2 separate regions of the Mus musculus genome follow, and region 2 is linked to region 1. The links are chromatin loops, found by intact Hi-C in ENCODE. Cell type or tissue: left cerebral cortex. All regions are shown on one strand. Links, peaks and the distances in the headings refer to the core of each region. The heading gives the core; the rest is flanking DNA.

Region 1 (8,352 bases), core at 100-8,099:
GTGTATGTGTATATGTATATGTATTTGGGGTATTATTATGAAAATTACATATAAGAGTTTTGACATGCCTATGAATGTATGATATAATCTTTATATATGCCTATAGGATAGATAAAATTATATCTAATTTGGGTGTCAAAGAAATTGAGACAGTGATAATATAGTAGAACCGCTTCTGCTGCTAAGAGGGTTTGCTGCCTTTCCAGTAAACTTAGGTTGATTTCCTAGGATCCACAGGCATATGGTATAAAACATGCTGACCGATAAAACACTCATATTCATAAAATAGCATTATATCTTTAAATTTTTATGGTACATTAAATACTTTTTCCTGAAACAAAAAACAACCAACCAATCATTGGCTTTAATGTCATTATTATTCATATTCAAACCTAGGTCTTCGAGGCAGAGTCTATGAGTATAACGTTTTAACTCTGTGGTCTCTTGTCTCTTTGGAGTTTGACTCTGTGGCCTCTAATTCTAGAACTGCAAGGTCCTGTGAGTGTAGTTTTTATCTAATTTCTAAAACAAGCTAAGACTTACTGTTTTCAATTGTGTGCTGCTCTTGAACAGAAAGAGCACTTCCACTTCTGTAGGCTTGCATTTGACTTTACTAGTTAAGAATATTCTGAAGTTTGTTCTAGCTCCATGGTTGCTGTTCTAATCAGTTAGTGAATTGTCTATCTACAATTGTCTTAATTATCTCCATAGCGACACAGTATATTTCTTTAAAAGTTGACATACTGAACAAGTCAACAAAATATAAGACCATTGCCTCTCTTGTTATTTTTTGAAGCTCAGTGTTCATGTGCTTAAAGATTAAATATATGATCATAGCTACAGGAAAGTGCTGTACATGAAAACAACTGGATTCTCCAGAGGTCTATTTGGAGAAGCCCATGTAAGATTGGGTGCCATGTTGTTGAACTTTTCTTTCCCCAATTTCAATAAATGGAAAAGATGGCATTATAAAGAAATAAAAATTACCAAGTTAACCAAAAGTGGGAGTCAAAGATGCCCTCTCTCAATTTGCTTCATCTTCTATCTCAAAACTTGGAAAACATCGTGACTGTCATTAAAATATATTATATTCTTGAACAAATTAAGAGAGTGGATGAAAGTGTTATCATCATAAATGTGGTATCCATGTTAGGTAATGTATATATGAAATAGGTGGATTTTGTCACTTGACAATGTACACATACATAAAAATATCATGTTCCACACACCAAATGCACACAATCTTTTCCTTCAACTTAAAGATTAATATTTGATGGGTTTTTGCAAAACTGTAATAAATTACTATCTTTCAGGCATTTAGATTATATTAACTGAAGAGATTTTACCCAAAGGGGCAAACAAGAAGGACATAGGTGCTAAACATGTCGACAATAAAAAGGCCACAAATATTTTGCAGATGTAGATAGCTGACGCAAATTAAATAGAATGAGAAAAGAGTTTGTCATTGTAGCTAGACACAAGATAAATGAACCAGATTGGACTGTGTTGGGGACTAGTCCTATTGCTTTGATTCGATAGGGAATATGCGTGTCCAAAAGCTAAGGGTCCTTGTCCCCAGTTGGTTTTTGATTAACCAAGAATGATGCCAGTAGCTAATGGTTGGGCAGAGGGAGATAGAGTTGCACGGGTTTGGAACTGGGAAAAAGAAGACAGAGTATCACCATGATGCAGTGGGAGACAGATCAGATTTAGAGCTGCAGGAGAGAGCCAACAAGCCATTTAAGAATTTGGGTGAATGGCCACTGGCTACTTCCCCAATTGGGCCTGGAGTGGTAGTACAGGATTAGAACTGCCCATCCATCATTTAGCTAGTTGGCATATTAAAAATAAGCTTGTGTGTGTGTGTGTTTCATTCGTAGATCCAAGGAGCTGCTAGGCAGGTGGCTGGAGGAACACGACTTCCCAGCAGCATAAAGCTGAGTAGCCAAACCCCACACAGTAGGACAGATTTTCAAAAATAATGTTAATAATTGAACCAGAAAACTGTGGAAGAGTCTACTCAGAAACAGGAACACTATCCTAATACATTATTCAAAGCTGATAAACAACAGCACAACTAACCACACAAAGTTGAAAAATGCAAACAAAGGAACTTTTAGGGATTACTTCAAAAATAGATGGGAAAAAGTGTGCAAACCACTGTCCAACACAATCAATATTCAGTTCCCTACAACAGTGGGTTATAGAAAATCAGCTCATCCATCTTATCAAATCCCACTAGCACTCTGTGTATGCAATCATGTCTTAAACAAAGGAAAGACTTAAATGCTTACCTGGAAATTTGATCATAAACTTATAGGCTACTTCGATATTAGTAAAGACACTTATGAACTCAGAGCTTTCCAATCAATACTATGAACCTGAAATGGAATAGATAAATAATTTTTGGAACAAAATCATCTACTTCTAGGCAATATAAGTTCATGAAACTAGCATAAAAAGTAAAATTTCAAGTGGATGGTTAGGAATAATTTGAACAGTCTATGAATTAGTTAGGAAAAATGTTTACTAAATAATAAATTAACTTTAAATCTGTATAAAAATTGTTTTTAATTATTTCAGACACCATGCATATGAATAGCTTTTCCATTTTTCACAGGTATACAGAGGGAAACAAAAACTTTTAGGTAAATAATGAAAGTGTTTGTAAAATTTTAAATGTATCTGCTTCAAAGCAGGTGTAAGAGCCATGAGCAGCTATAAGTATCTGCCCTATCACTTCTCAGCCTTTAGGCTAAGATTAAATGAAGAATCTGCCCTAAATAGTAACTCTTGAAGAAAATTAGTAAAAGACACTAGGAACAGAATTTAACAGTAAAATTTTACCAGCCAAGAATAATGTATCTTATCTAAAAAGCTATAATCCACATATTACTTTTTCCAAGCAACAAAAAAATAATACATAGAAATGAAAAATCACAATGAAAAAATATATAAATGGCTAATATATGTCAGAAAGCAGTTCATCCTGTATTAAAAAGTTAGTAAAGGAAACTACTCAACTGCTATTTTTTTTTGTGCTATTGAAATAAAGCACACAAAAACCAATGTAGTGATAGCCACCATTAATCAGAATATATCCACACTAGCCTTTGTATATAAAGCTTCTGGGCGTGAAACTTTTAAATATCCTTCAGAAACTGAATACACATTAGTAAGAAAAACAGATATTTTTGGAAAGACAAAGTGCTTTAAACAATGTGAAAGTTTAAGGTAAAGTATGTACTAACTTAACAAACTCAATCCTAGAATTAAAACTAATATATCTCATATATATATATATAATGTATGTATGTGTGTGTTTATGTATATATACATATATGTATGTGTATATATGTACATATATGTATATATATATGTATGTATATATATATATATATATATATATATACACTGTTTATTTATACTACAATAGAGACCACCCTGTCAATTTTCCCCCTATTAATTTATAGGAGCCCGCTGAAAACAGACATTAAGTGTTTAGTGTGGTATATTGAAAAACTATGTAACATTTTAAATAGAAAATACAATACTTGACATAGAAAAGTTTCAATATTATTAGAGCAAATATACAAGCTTAAATGGGAAATTTATTAAGGCCCTATTTCTTAAAGGAGAAAGCATTTGACTGTATATATGGCTGTGACACATACTGAACTATAAGGAACAGTTGGTGATCTCAAAAGATCACCTTAATTTGTCACTTAGTTGCTTTAGTGAGGCAGAGAGACTGCACATTTTAAGTTTTACAATTTTATTTTAACAGGCTCTGGTTTTATCACTTTAAAAAGTAACTTTTCAAGCCAGATTTTCAATACTGCTTACAACACACACACACACACACACACACACACACACACACACACACACACCACATACATCAGCTGAAGCAGAATCAACTGGCTGCTTTTAATGTGTTCTCCCAAGATGGACCTGTCCCTCAGCTTTCTCCCTGTTGTCAGAGAGCATTACATACTTTCTATCCCAGGCCCTGCAAGCCAATCACGACCTGTTTTAAGAATGCTGCTGATGTTAAACAAGAGTCTGTTCTAAGCCCACCAAACATCCTCCCTGTCTCACTCCAGACCTGGGATCTGGTTATATCCTATGTACCAGTAATCACGAACATAAGAGCGTAATTAATCCTCATATCCTTTCTGTATGCCCTTCTCCAGACTCACTGTGTGCTTGTAGTAGTCTCGGCACTTAAATTACATCCAGGTTTTCTATGCCAGGGCCGTGATTATTTTGGTACTTTTGTGTCTGTTCCTCCTGCATGACCTTTCACCTTTCAGGGAAGACATTCTCTGAGGAAAGATATGGCACAGATTGCACTCACTGGTCATGGCTGAGTGGGATTTGTGATCTAGCTGATTTCCAAGTTTTCTGCTATGATCTGGGAGTTGAGTAGATATTTCTGTCTTCTGAGAAGAAAAGAGGTAGGTTATTTCTAGAGCAGTGTCTACTGCCAAATGGCTTGCTTTAAAAGTCAGAACAAGAGATAGCTGTTCATAGTGGAGGAATCAGAGTTCGTACAGCTCCTTCATCCACGCTCAGGCAGCTGCATAGGAAGTGGTTCATCATAGTCAGTGCAGCTCTTACACGTTCTCTGAGCATGAGCACAAGGATGCTTTTATGGGTGCATTTGATTGATAATGGCATCTTTCCTTTCAGTGCTGTGATGTGAGTGTGGATGTCTGTGCATGCCTGTGTGAGTGTGTGTATGTATGCATGCATATGCCTGTTTGAGTGTATGCACACATGTGTGTGTTTGTATATATGTACGTATACCTGTGTGTATATGTGTGTAAGAGTATGTGTATGTGCCTGTGTGAGTGTGTGTGTGTGCATGTCTGTGTGAGTGTGTGTGCGTGCCTGTGTATACATGTGTGTATGTGAATGTGTCTGTGTATGTATGTGTGTAGGTGTGTATGTGCCTGTGTGAGTGTGTATGTGTGCCTGTATATATGTGTGTGTGTGTGTATGTGCCTGTGTGAGTATGTATGTATGTACATGTTTATGTGCCTATGTGAGTGTATGTGTTTATGCAAGCATGTATCTGTTTGTATGTATATATGCCTATGTGTGTGAATATGTGTATGTGCCTGTGTGGGTATGTGTGTGTTTATGTATGTAACCAGGCGCTCTAGTGCATGGAACTGGGGAGAAAGCCCAATGAAGGTAGTAAAAGACCTGACTGTCTATGAATCTAACAAAACTCACTACAGTGAATTTCACAATTTTCCAAAACAGGCTTCCTCATAGCTATGGGATGGCAGGCCATCCTACACTTTCCTGATCCTACACACAGCTTTTCTTCCTGTTCAGCCAGCATGAATTTAGCTATGTTACAGTGGAGTCCTTTGTGTGTACTATTGCTAGGTGGTTGAGCTTAGCCTTAGAAGAAAATCCTAGCAAATGAGGTAAAACTTTTTTTTATTACGTATTTTCCTCAATTACATTTCCAATGCTATCCCAAAAGTCCCCCCCACCCTGCCCCCCCCCACTCCCCTACCCACCCATTCCCATTTTTTGGCCCTGGCGTTCCCCTGTACTGGGGCATATAAAGTTTGCCTGTCCAATGGGCCTCTCTTTCCAGTGATGGCATACTAGGCCATCTTTTGATACATATGCAGCTAGAGTCAAGAGCTCCGGGGTACTGGTTAGTTCATAATGTTGACCTACAGGGTTGCAGATCCCTTTAGCTCCTTGGGTAGTTTCTCTAGCTCCTCCATTGGGGGCTGTGTGATCCATCCAATAGCTGACTGTGATCATCCATTTCTGTGTTTGCTAGGCCCCGGCATAGTCTCACAGAGACAGCTATATCTGGGTCCTTTCAGCAAAATCTTGCTAGTATATGCAATGGTGTCATCATTTGGAGGATAATTATGGGATGGATCCCTGAATATGGCAGTCTATACATGGTCCATCCTTTTGTCTCAGCTCCAAACTTTGTCTCTGTAACTCCTTCCATGGGTGATTGTTTCCAATTCTAAGAAGGGGCAAAGTGTCCACACTTTGGTCTTCCTTCTTCAGTTTCATGTGTTTTGCAAATTGTACCTTATATCTCGCTATACTAAGTTTCTGGGCTAATATCCACTTATCAGTGAGTACATATCATTTGAGTTCTTTTGTGATTGTGTTACCTCACTCAGGATGATGCCCTCCAGGTCCAACCATTTGCCTAGGAATTTCATAAATTCATTCTTTTTAATAGCTGAGTAGTACTCCATTGTGTAAATGTACCACATTTTTTGTATCCATTCCTCTGTTGAGGGGCATCTGGGTTCTTTCCAGCTTCTGGCTATTATAAATAAGGCTGCTATGAACATAGTGGAGCATGTGTCCTTCTTACCAGTTGGGACATCTTCTGGATATATGCCCAGGAGAGGTATTGCGGGATCTTCCGGTAGTACTATGTCCAATTTTCTGAGGAATCACCAGACTGATTTCCAGAGTGGTTGTACAAGCTTGCAATCCCACCAACAATGGAGGAGTGTTCCTCTTTCTCCACATCCTCGCCAGCATCTGCTGTCACCTGAATTTTTGATCTTAGCCATTCTGACTGGTGTGAGATGGAATCTCAGGGTTATTTTGATTTGCATTTCTCTGATGATTAAGGAGAGGTAAAATGTTTTGAACTTACCATCTGAACAGTAAAATGTTGACAGACAAAACTAATTCAATGCACTTTAATTGTGAAACTCCTCTGGGAATCTTCTTAGCACCTGAAAGTACTGGTCTGTGTTTATCATTGCACTAAATTTGTCATCTTCTATCTGCAAACTCTGAGATTGAGGACATTCCCTCTGTATTCTATCAGAGATCTATTTTTCTGATTTTCACTAGCAGAATAGAGGAGAGAGTGTGACTAGTATACACCCTAGAGCTTAAGGTGAAATAATAACTAATTAATAGTCTAAATTTCAATCTATGTTTAAATGAGCATACTCCTTGGCATAAAATTTCACACACAAAAAGTATAAAAAAACAGGTCTTGAATTTATCATCTGGAACCACAAAATTAAAACACACAGTTGATCACTTCCTAGAAAAGTTCTCATTTTGATGTCAATAAAAATTGGCATTAATCCTTTCTGAGTGGACACAGAGAAATCTAACGTCCATTGTTCTAGTGTCAGAATAAAGATTTGTTTAGCTCAAATAGACTCCAATAATAGAAAATGAAGCTTTACATAACAATGTGCATGTCCATTTGTTGGAATTTAAAATGATGCTTTAAGACCTTTTTCCATAAGCATGTAATTTGCAATAATGATCTCTTTGGTATTGGTTATATATTTCACTGTGCTGAAGGAATATGTTATAGATATAAAAAGAGATGTGTTGATAAATGAGAGGAACATACTATTTCTGCCATTCATAGTTTACCTGAATAAATCACCATAACATACACACACACACACACACACACACACACACACACACAGAGAGAGAAAGAGAGAGAGAGGGGGGGAGAGGGAGAGAGCGAGAGAGGAGTACTTATTCTCCTTTTTGTAATAAAAAAATCACAATATTGGCCTGTAGTCTTTCACTGATGCTCTGTGTGTGAAGCACAGTGAGATACACAGAAGAATGAGGGCACTTGGGGTTAGAGCCTGCTTCAGCAGCATTTGATAATCATATAGTAAGGGCAGGCAATGACCTACAGGATGAGAATTTATACAAAATACCTCAAATCACAGTATGTTCCAGAAACAACTTGTTAATTAGGTAAAGCTAAACAGAGCAAAAGGTACACTGAGCCTTCTAGAGAGGGGTAGCTTAGAAAACTAAATGGAAAAGGTGAGGGAGGAGCTTGGCTATGCAGTCCTCTAGGAACTGGGGCTGGAATCAGGTCAGCCAATGCTCTGAAGAACATGCTGGAAGAAGCAGGAAAGGTGAACTTGATAGAGGCAGACGTACAGTGTGGACCTCTGGCCTCCATGCACAGATGCACACACACATGAACAAATATGCTTACACATAAGCTGTATGTGCTATTTAGATTTCTGTTTTGCTTTTGATTGTTATTGTTTGCTTGGTGTGTGTATGTGTGTGTGTACATGCATGTGCATCTGTGTGTGTGAGAGACAGAGACACAGAGATACTGAGACAGATAGACAGGAAGAGACAAAGAGAGACACACAGCAAGAAAGAGACAGAGAGAGGGAGGGTTGTTAGGGTCACATTTACCACAAAGCACATGTGGAGATCAGCAGACAAGTCCCTGAAATCTTTTCTTTTTTCACCATTAATTAGCTTCTGGGGATCAAACTTAGGTCATCATGCTTATGCAGCAAATATTTTTACCCACTGGGTAACATTACT
Region 2 (8,352 bases), core at 263-8,262, 65 kb after region 1:
TCCTTGAAGTTACTGATCAATGAGGCCTCAGAGTACCCCAATATAAGCTATATCATTTTGTCTTAATTATCCACCAGAACTTGTAAGTAGGGTTGTATTGTTGAAGACACCATATGCTTACTTGAGTCATAGGAAGTAAATAAATAAAGCTGGAACTAACATGGAAGATTCATTCTTACTGGCTTGTTTTCATAATAGGTGAAGATGCTATTCACAACACTAATAGGGAATAAAAATATTCAATAGCTCTGACTACCCATGATCCATTTGAATTACAATAACTAACATCCAATTAAGATATGATCCTTGGATGAATAGGCCCATTTTCTGATTTTATTTAAGGCTTGTTCCACAACACCTAATTTTTGTGACAAGATCTCTCACGGTAGTGTCTCATCAATTCAGATAGGCTGGCTATCCAACAAGCACTAGGAATCCATCTATGTTCTATCCATATTTTATGTGGGTATTAGGAACCTGAACTCAGATATTCATGTTGGCATGACAGGCACCTTAACAATTTAGACATGACTCCAAGTCCTCATGAAATTATTAAGAAACCTCTACATCTCTGACCCATAATTGTTCCTGTCTGAAAGAATTACAGGGATGGAAATGGAGAGAAGCCAAAAGAAAAGAAGGTCCAGTGACAGGCCCAAAGTGGGATTCAGCTCAAGGGGAGGCCCCAAGACCTGACACTATTACTGAGGCTATGGAGTGCTCACAAAAAGGGACTTCTCATGACAGCCCTCTGGAAGACCCAACAAGCAGCTGAAAGAGTCAGATGCAAATATTTGAACCCAACCAATGGGCAGAAGCTGCTGACTCCTGTTGTTGAATTAGGGAAGGCTGAAAGAAGCTGAGGAGAAGGGTGATCCTGTAGGAAGACCAGCAGTCTCAAATAATCTGGACCCTTGAGATCTCAAACACTGGACCACCAACCAGGCAGCATACACCAGCTGATATGAGGGCCCCAAACACACATACAGTAGAGGAATGCTGGGTCTGTATTCACTCAGAGATGATGCATCTAACCTTCAAGAGACTGGAGACCCAGGGAGTTTAGAGGTCAGGTGGGGTGGGAGGTAGGGGTATCCATATGGAGACAGGGTGGGGTAGGGAGGAGGTATGGGATGTGGAGCAGATAGAGGGTGGATGGGGGCAGGGAATGGAATATGGAGTGTAAAAAAATAAATTATAAATTAAATTAGATTAAAAAGAAACCTCTATAATATCTAATATTTTATATATTACACTTGTAAAAATAAAAAATTTAGGTATCAACTTACAGAGCATGTTTGCCACACAAGCTTGGGTGCCTAAGCTTGATTCCCAGAACACACATTAAAAACCCCAGTATGGCAGAGAGTCTGTGCAGTCTTAGAGCTGGAGAGCCAAGGCCAACTACACCCTTAAGCTCCTTGTCCAGTCATCCTTGCCCACATGGCAGGTTTGGACTAGTGGCAGAGATAAGCTACTCAATACTAATTGGTTTTGGTATCATGCCAATATGGTCTTTCATCCTGTCAATATTAGTCACTCAAGACACTGTCCTCTACCGTTCTGTTATAGAACTCATTAAATTTTTCATAACAACTATTTCCACATTATAGTCCATGTATTTATGTTCTAGCACATAACATTGCATGCATAAATGGTACCCAACATGTGATAAAAGATAATTGCTTACGCTTTATTACATGATACCACCACTACCACAAAAAGTAAAATAAAATCCTAGGTCCAAAGATATTCCTATAAAATTTCACAAGTTTTTGTTTTTTTTTTTTCCCTAAAGTCATCTGAAATATCTTGACCAAAAAAAAAAAAAATGATTAGGTAAAATAACAATGGCTTACTTGAAAGTAGTGCCAAAATCTAGTGTACACAAAAATTAATTTGAACAAGAAAATATCACCCTCTACAGGTAAACCTTGATTTAAGATTTTTATTAAATTTATAAGGCGAACCTGTGGCACAAGAGACCCTTCAGTAACTTGAAAGAAAATTTTAATTAATTTCTTTTAAAATACAATATGAAGACTCTGTACTCAGACAATGCTGAGGGTAGGAAAATGGTCAAGTTCCTGTTAGAGATTTCATTTCCTGGAGTTTGTTATGGTTTCTATGAACTTTGTAGTATCTACTTAACATTTTGATTGCAGGGGAAAAAAACAGAACTAGCTATCTTAATCAAAATGTAGAATTAATGCAAGATCCAGGGTGTTTGCTGGAGCTCAAGGATAAAAATAAATGAGGTGGAGTATCAACAATACTGGACCAAGTAGAACTTCTCATTACCTTTCAGCCCTGCCTCTTTGTGCTTTCCAGCTTTGTGATTCTCTCTCCAGGTATATTTCTTCTCTCCTCTATGCAGTAGAAGATGAATGCTATTTATTTGTTTTTCCCCCAAACATATAAAGAGATGACATCTTTCTCTTCTGGGACAAAGTAAACTTTCCAAATTAAAACCTTGTGATTACCATCTTGAGTCACTCTCCTATATCTGGTCAAATCACATATGGGTGAGATTTGGGACATGCCAATAACATATATACTATACTGACTGGTTTTCTGTGTCAACTTGACACAGCTGGAGTTATCACAGAGAAAGGAGCCTCCCTTGAGGAAATGCCTCCATGAGATCCAGCTGTAAGGCATTTTCTCAATTAGTGATCAACGGGCAGGGCCTATTGTGGGTGGTGCCACCCCTGGGCTGATAGTCCTCTGTTCTCTGAGAAAGCAAGCTGAGCAAGCCAATAAGAAACATCCCTCCATGGCCTCTGCATCAGCTCCTGCTTTCTGACCTACCTGAGTTCCAGTCCTGACTTTCTTTGGTGATGAACAGCAGTATGTAAGTGTAAGCTGAATAAACCCTTCCCTCCCCAACTTGTTTCTTGGTCATGATGTTTGTGCAGGAATAGAAACCCTGACTGAGACATACACTTTCCACACAGAGCAGCCAAGGTCCAATGGTAGTGGGATTGGTCAAGATAGTAGTCACCAGGACTTCAATAATAGTTTGTACAGCAGAGCTGTCTCAGCAGGTAAAATTATTTGCCCCAGAAACTTGATAACTTGAATTTGATGCCCAGTTACATGCTGGTAGGAGAGAATTGTCTCCTGAAATAATTAAAAAGTGGTTCACAATAAGAGAAAATAGATACCAGTATCAAATTTGTAGCAATAGATCAAGATAAAAAGGCACAAGTATGTAATAGGTTATTGGCTCTTTCTTTAGCTATAGCCAGATAATACCCACTCTTTTTCTATTTTAGACTGTATCACCTTTACTTGGGAAAATCTGGTAAAAATCTAATAATAGTTATCTCAGAGCACATAACTCAGAAATACTGTGCAAATTTAATAAACAAAGAAAATTTGAAAGTAAACTTATCTCATTTATTTATAGGTGAAAATAAATAAATCTATGAAAGTTGTTAAAAAGTTTAGATATGAAATATTTCTAAAAATTTTACAGGATTTTAATTAGCTAAAACGTAAAGCTTATTATCCCAGATCAAAGTGCAGTAGATTCCCATGAGACCATTCTGTCTTCCTCGAAGATGGCTGCCAATGCCCTGTGTCCTCAGATGGCTGGTATTAGAAAGTCAAGTATCTCTTCTTCTTCTAAGAAGGTCCTAATCACTTAATTTAAGGAGGTTCCATTATAAGGACCTCACATAAGCCTAATTATTTCCCAATCCCCTCTTTTTTAAAGGCAACAGCTTCAGCATGTAAATTAGAGGGCTTGAAACATTCAGCATATAACACCATGTGCAACAACAGAAGAACTGCTGGGTAGGAATGTGATCTTAGACGAATCTCATAACTCAAATGCAGAAGTATTCATTGAAAGTTCTCAGGGCTGGAGAGATGCTCTACCATTAAGAGGACTTGTTTGATGCTGTTGAATGTAATGATAGAATATAGGTCCAAATCCAAGAAGAGAATTCTGTCAGTTTACATTTCATATAACCAAAGAAGCAGGAACACTCAGGAACCCCTTCCCTGGACCAGCTATGTTTGTAGTTAGCCCACTAATGATACTGACAGTTCTTTGAGATTCTTGCATAAGTGGCACAGGTTATAAAATAAATATCTATCCCTGTTATATTAAACTTTCTTTGCCATACCTGTTCCCAGCACAAACACTTTGTATCCTAATGTGAATTTTTGAATGAAGAAATTCAGCTGACATTCAAGCCTGAGATTACCAGATAGGCCTAACCTGGACCCAGAAATAAATATTTATTCTGAGCAAAACCAAAAACTCACTTATTCTCTGCCTCAAGTCATTCAGTACCTTTGGTAGCTATAGTCTCATGTGAGTCTGTGCAGGTCCCATGAATGAGTTATCCTTAGCCACCAGAATGCCACAGGTACAATGGGCACGGTTATAATTCTTGGGAAACCTTTTCTCTCTTGAACAGTTCACAATTGCATTCACTCATAAGAAACAAAGGCCATTTCCACATTCTGAAGTCATGGGGGGAAAACCTGACAAACCTCTGGCATCTGTGCCTGTCTTGGTCATTCTCAAATAAGCCTATTCAAACTTAGCTTTCCAATGGAGAACAGGGTTTAGGAAAACATGATTGGGCTATAAATGAACTCTTTTAGTTCCCCCTTTCTCTTTGCTTCTCCCTATTTAAAGAGATAGTTAAGCATTCTGTTCCTTAATTCTAACTTTAGCTTTCTTTCTTGTACAATGGAAGAAAAGATGTAATATAAATGTCCCTAAAGAAAGAAAACATGTTCTCCCAGCTTATAAAATGTTCTTGTCTTCTACCCAATTTAAGGAGAGAAGTGTGTGTGGGGGGGTACCAAAGGCGAGTCTTCATAATGGTACAATCTTGGGAGCTGGCAATCCAATTGCATGCATGAAGAGGGCTATAAAGAGGAGGTAACATTTGTGTTCAGCTCTGAAGGAAGATAAAATCTTGTTGAGTTAAAAAAGAAGACAAGAAAATATAGAAAGTTGTGGGATCCAAAATGGCACAACAGGTTGTAGCATGTGGGAAGGTAACTGAATAAATTACTCTTTAAAATGTATGTGGTAGAGGCATTAAAGGGTTTGAACACCTACTAAAGAGAATTCAATTTAATATGATTTTTAGAAGGAAAGAAGAAATACTATCTTCTGTTTCTTCTAAGAGGTCTACTTTCCAGTCCCAAATGGGGTAGATTTGTTGTTATTTTGTCTTTTTTGGGTTTTGTTTTTTGTTTTGTTTTGTTTTTTATCTAGAGACCAACCCCTGTAGATTTCACTAAGGAATGCCTGTCACCTGCAATTACATTGTGAGGGGTTAATTGATGGCATTTGAGGGGAGGCCAGAGAGAGGAAGGTTAGATATTTATAGTCTGATAAGTCTATAGGTAGATCCCCCACCCCCAGTATACGATGACTGCTGTGTCTGATTTCCAATAGTACATTATTCGTTCTCCCTCTTGCTTCAGTGGTGATAGCCTAGTGTTCCCAGCTCAGAACCCTGCACCATTCCTCACAGTTTCTTTTTATTTTGGGGGCCACATCATTGTGTAGGCAACGTTTTACCAAGCAAATTTATTTTTCCAATTTGAGTATGGCAGCCAGGAAATATAATTCAGGAAACTGTATTAAGTAAATAAATGCCAAGATCATGTCTGTGTTTTTAAAAGAACAACGAAAGAACAGTGTAAGAATAGATTGTGAGAGCTTAAGAAGAGGGCTGGTGAAGTTCAGAGGGTTTATTTAACACAGGGAGTGTGGACAGATAAGAATGAGAGCAGATTGCAGATGATAAGCCTTAATAGATAGCATGGCTAACAGTGTTGAGACCATTCCCAAATCAGGAAGAAGGCAAGCTGGGCAATAGAGAAAGAAACTATTTTGATATTTGACATTTTCTTATATGTCAAATGATGAAACTGGACTATCTTATCATGTATAAAATATCCTCAAAATGTAGGCTACAGTTGCATGATTTTTACATTTTTTTTCTAAAGGAGTTAATATTATTATTTTTATTTAGTTATCTCCTGAGAAATACAACTTATAAGATCATAGATTTGATATTCATCTTACAACATTTTCTAGTATACTTTAGTATAAAGTAAAATCATGTAGTTATAATGTTCGTGTTGCTTAAATTAACCTTTCATATAACTGGTGTTACAACAGTGACAAAGTGGGAAATTATAAATTAAATCATTTTAAACTTCTCTTCTCACTTTGAAATAGCCTGGCTTAAATCAGATATTAAGCTTAGCTCTTTGGGGGGCCTAAGTATTCCCTAGTTGACATTTAGCTGCATTAAGCCTCTCAACTCTTGAAGTGCCTTTCATTTGACTGAGTATTGTCCTACTTTTAACTTTACTGTGTGAGTTCCTAAAAGAGGTATGCTATGTTGAAAAAAAAAAAAAAAAAGCAATCCAAGTTACAAATTAGGGTTAGTTAAGATACCTGGAAATTTTCCCTGTGTGGCCTAAATTTTGTTCTTAATTAGATGACACTTACAAACATCTAGGACTCAATTGTTTTAGTCTGTTTCCTGACAAAGCTTTGGGCAGAAAAAGCAGTAAAATAATTTTTGGATGCCTTGTATCTTGCTTACAAAATACAAATATTTATGGAAAATTGTTAGGGTAATTTTAAAATACAAATAAAAATAAAAAAAAGTAGAACATAAAGATTTGCCACAAAACAAAACAAAACAAATCAGAAACCAAAATATCAACAGCTGCATCAATAACCACAAAAACAATTAAGTCTTGTGACCTGGGCTCTATAAGTAAGGCCAAGGCATAGGATGGGTGGTGACCATGGAGTACTTACTGATCAAGTGCAGACATAATAGTTTTCCTGAAGCCTGGGGCAAAAAAAAAAAAAAAATTCAGAAATCTTCCATTTAATACTTTTTTCACTGTAAAAATAAAACATGAAAAGTGAACACATTTCGCAAGGCCAAATTCAAAAGTGGTAACCTCTGCCATCATTCTCAACGTACCATGGGATAAAGAAACCACTGCCCTCAAGTATGATTTTATTTGGTTCATTGACTTCTTTCTATTTCTACTGTAACCAATCCCAACCATCATAATAGTTTAATCTTCCACATACCAATATTTATACCTCTAGCAATTGGCAAGAGGATTCATCCCATCAAATGTATATTAGGTCTAATTTTTATCCTGTTTCTCCTTGGCTAATGAAGACCAGATTTTATATTATAAATGGTGCACTTTCTCTAAAATTTAACCATCTAATAACTCCAGCAGATGATTGAAAAGGCCTTGATATCCTTGTGTTCCTGAAGAATTTTCTTTAACCTTGACTGACTTTCATTCTATTGTATGGAAGCCAAAATAACACCTAAAGGACTTCCAGATGATGTTTACCTCTGTGGCCTTTGACCAAGCCATTCCTGTGGTCAGTGGTGAGCTTCAAGTTAAATTCTCAATTAGAATTGTAACTGCTAGAATTTTAATGAAGAAAGTTTTAAAAATAGAAGTACAAAACATTCATAATCTATGAAAAGAACTGAGCAATAATTGGCATTTTAGGAAGACAGAAAATCAGCTGAATGTTTTGGTATGAGTAATATAGTTCTCACACTTAACTATTTAATTCAGAAAGTCACATATGTGACAGATTTTGCCCTGAGGTTACACTGGCATCTGACAACTTAATTACTACTCTTATTTATAAAAATAATATCATTCCTTTTTTATTTTCCTCAAATCAAAAGGTCATTTGTAAAACATTTTATGATGAAGTCTTTTCATGAGTATAAGATAAATTTATAAAACAAAATAGAAATTTTACATTATTTCAAAATGACCTTATATTTTTACTCCCTATCTCACATTTGTTTAAACAATTTTCCAATCATTTAAGATATTATTTGACCAGATATAACCATTCTGATACCAGCATAGAATAATCTAAGCTTTATAGTGTATACTCATATTAGTATATTATTAATATCTACAATTTTTATTATTACTTCTTATGGGAACTAAAAGTGGTAGGAGGAAAGAGGGGGAGAGAGGATAGCCCACATCTGGCCAGAGTTCCTCCTGTGCTCTGGGCAGGTGGACATGGGAGGGCTGCCAGATGCTTTCCAGTAAGCCCCGGGTGGACATCTAAGCCACTGACCCCACTTGATGGGGGAAGGGGAGTAGACAAGGGGCAGCCCCCAAAACAGGGGGCCCCTGAGCAATTGGGGTTATGGGAGAGAGGGCTGAGGGAGAGAGGTTCCCACACAGACAAGAATCTGCACAGCAGGGCTTGATGAGCAGAGACTGTCTATGGTTTTAGAGCTTTATTGTAGAAAAGCTGGGAGAAAGGGAGAAGGTAAATGAGAGAGA

The links. A loop is a pair of places that touch in the nucleus more often than their neighbours do. Peaks named below come from ENCODE experiments on the same cell type or tissue, not always from the same donor. Only the 100,000 strongest peaks of a DNase experiment are listed, where the experiment ranks them.
Region 2: it touches region 1 in a loop (8-fold over the local background); 2 of 42 quality-filtered maps call a loop at or near these places.

What each region holds. Positions count from the first base shown.
Region 1 is chr2:16,158,968-16,167,319 of GRCm38, forward strand. All of the region lies in intron 35 of Malrd1 (MAM and LDL receptor class A domain containing 1), which reads left to right. Among named protein-coding and RNA genes, the nearest start is that of Gm37416, 140 kb to the left of the region's middle. In left cerebral cortex, for the core only: no CTCF peak of the experiment used is centred there; DNase peaks (open chromatin) are centred at 4,453 and 5,293; H3K27ac peaks cover 905 bases.
Region 2 is chr2:16,223,717-16,232,068 of GRCm38, forward strand. All of the region lies in intron 37 of Malrd1 (MAM and LDL receptor class A domain containing 1), which reads left to right. Among named protein-coding and RNA genes, the nearest start is that of Plxdc2, 130 kb to the right of the region's middle. In left cerebral cortex, for the core only: no CTCF peak of the experiment used is centred there; DNase peaks (open chromatin) are centred at 4,516, 4,943, 5,492 and 5,655; H3K27ac peaks cover 855 bases.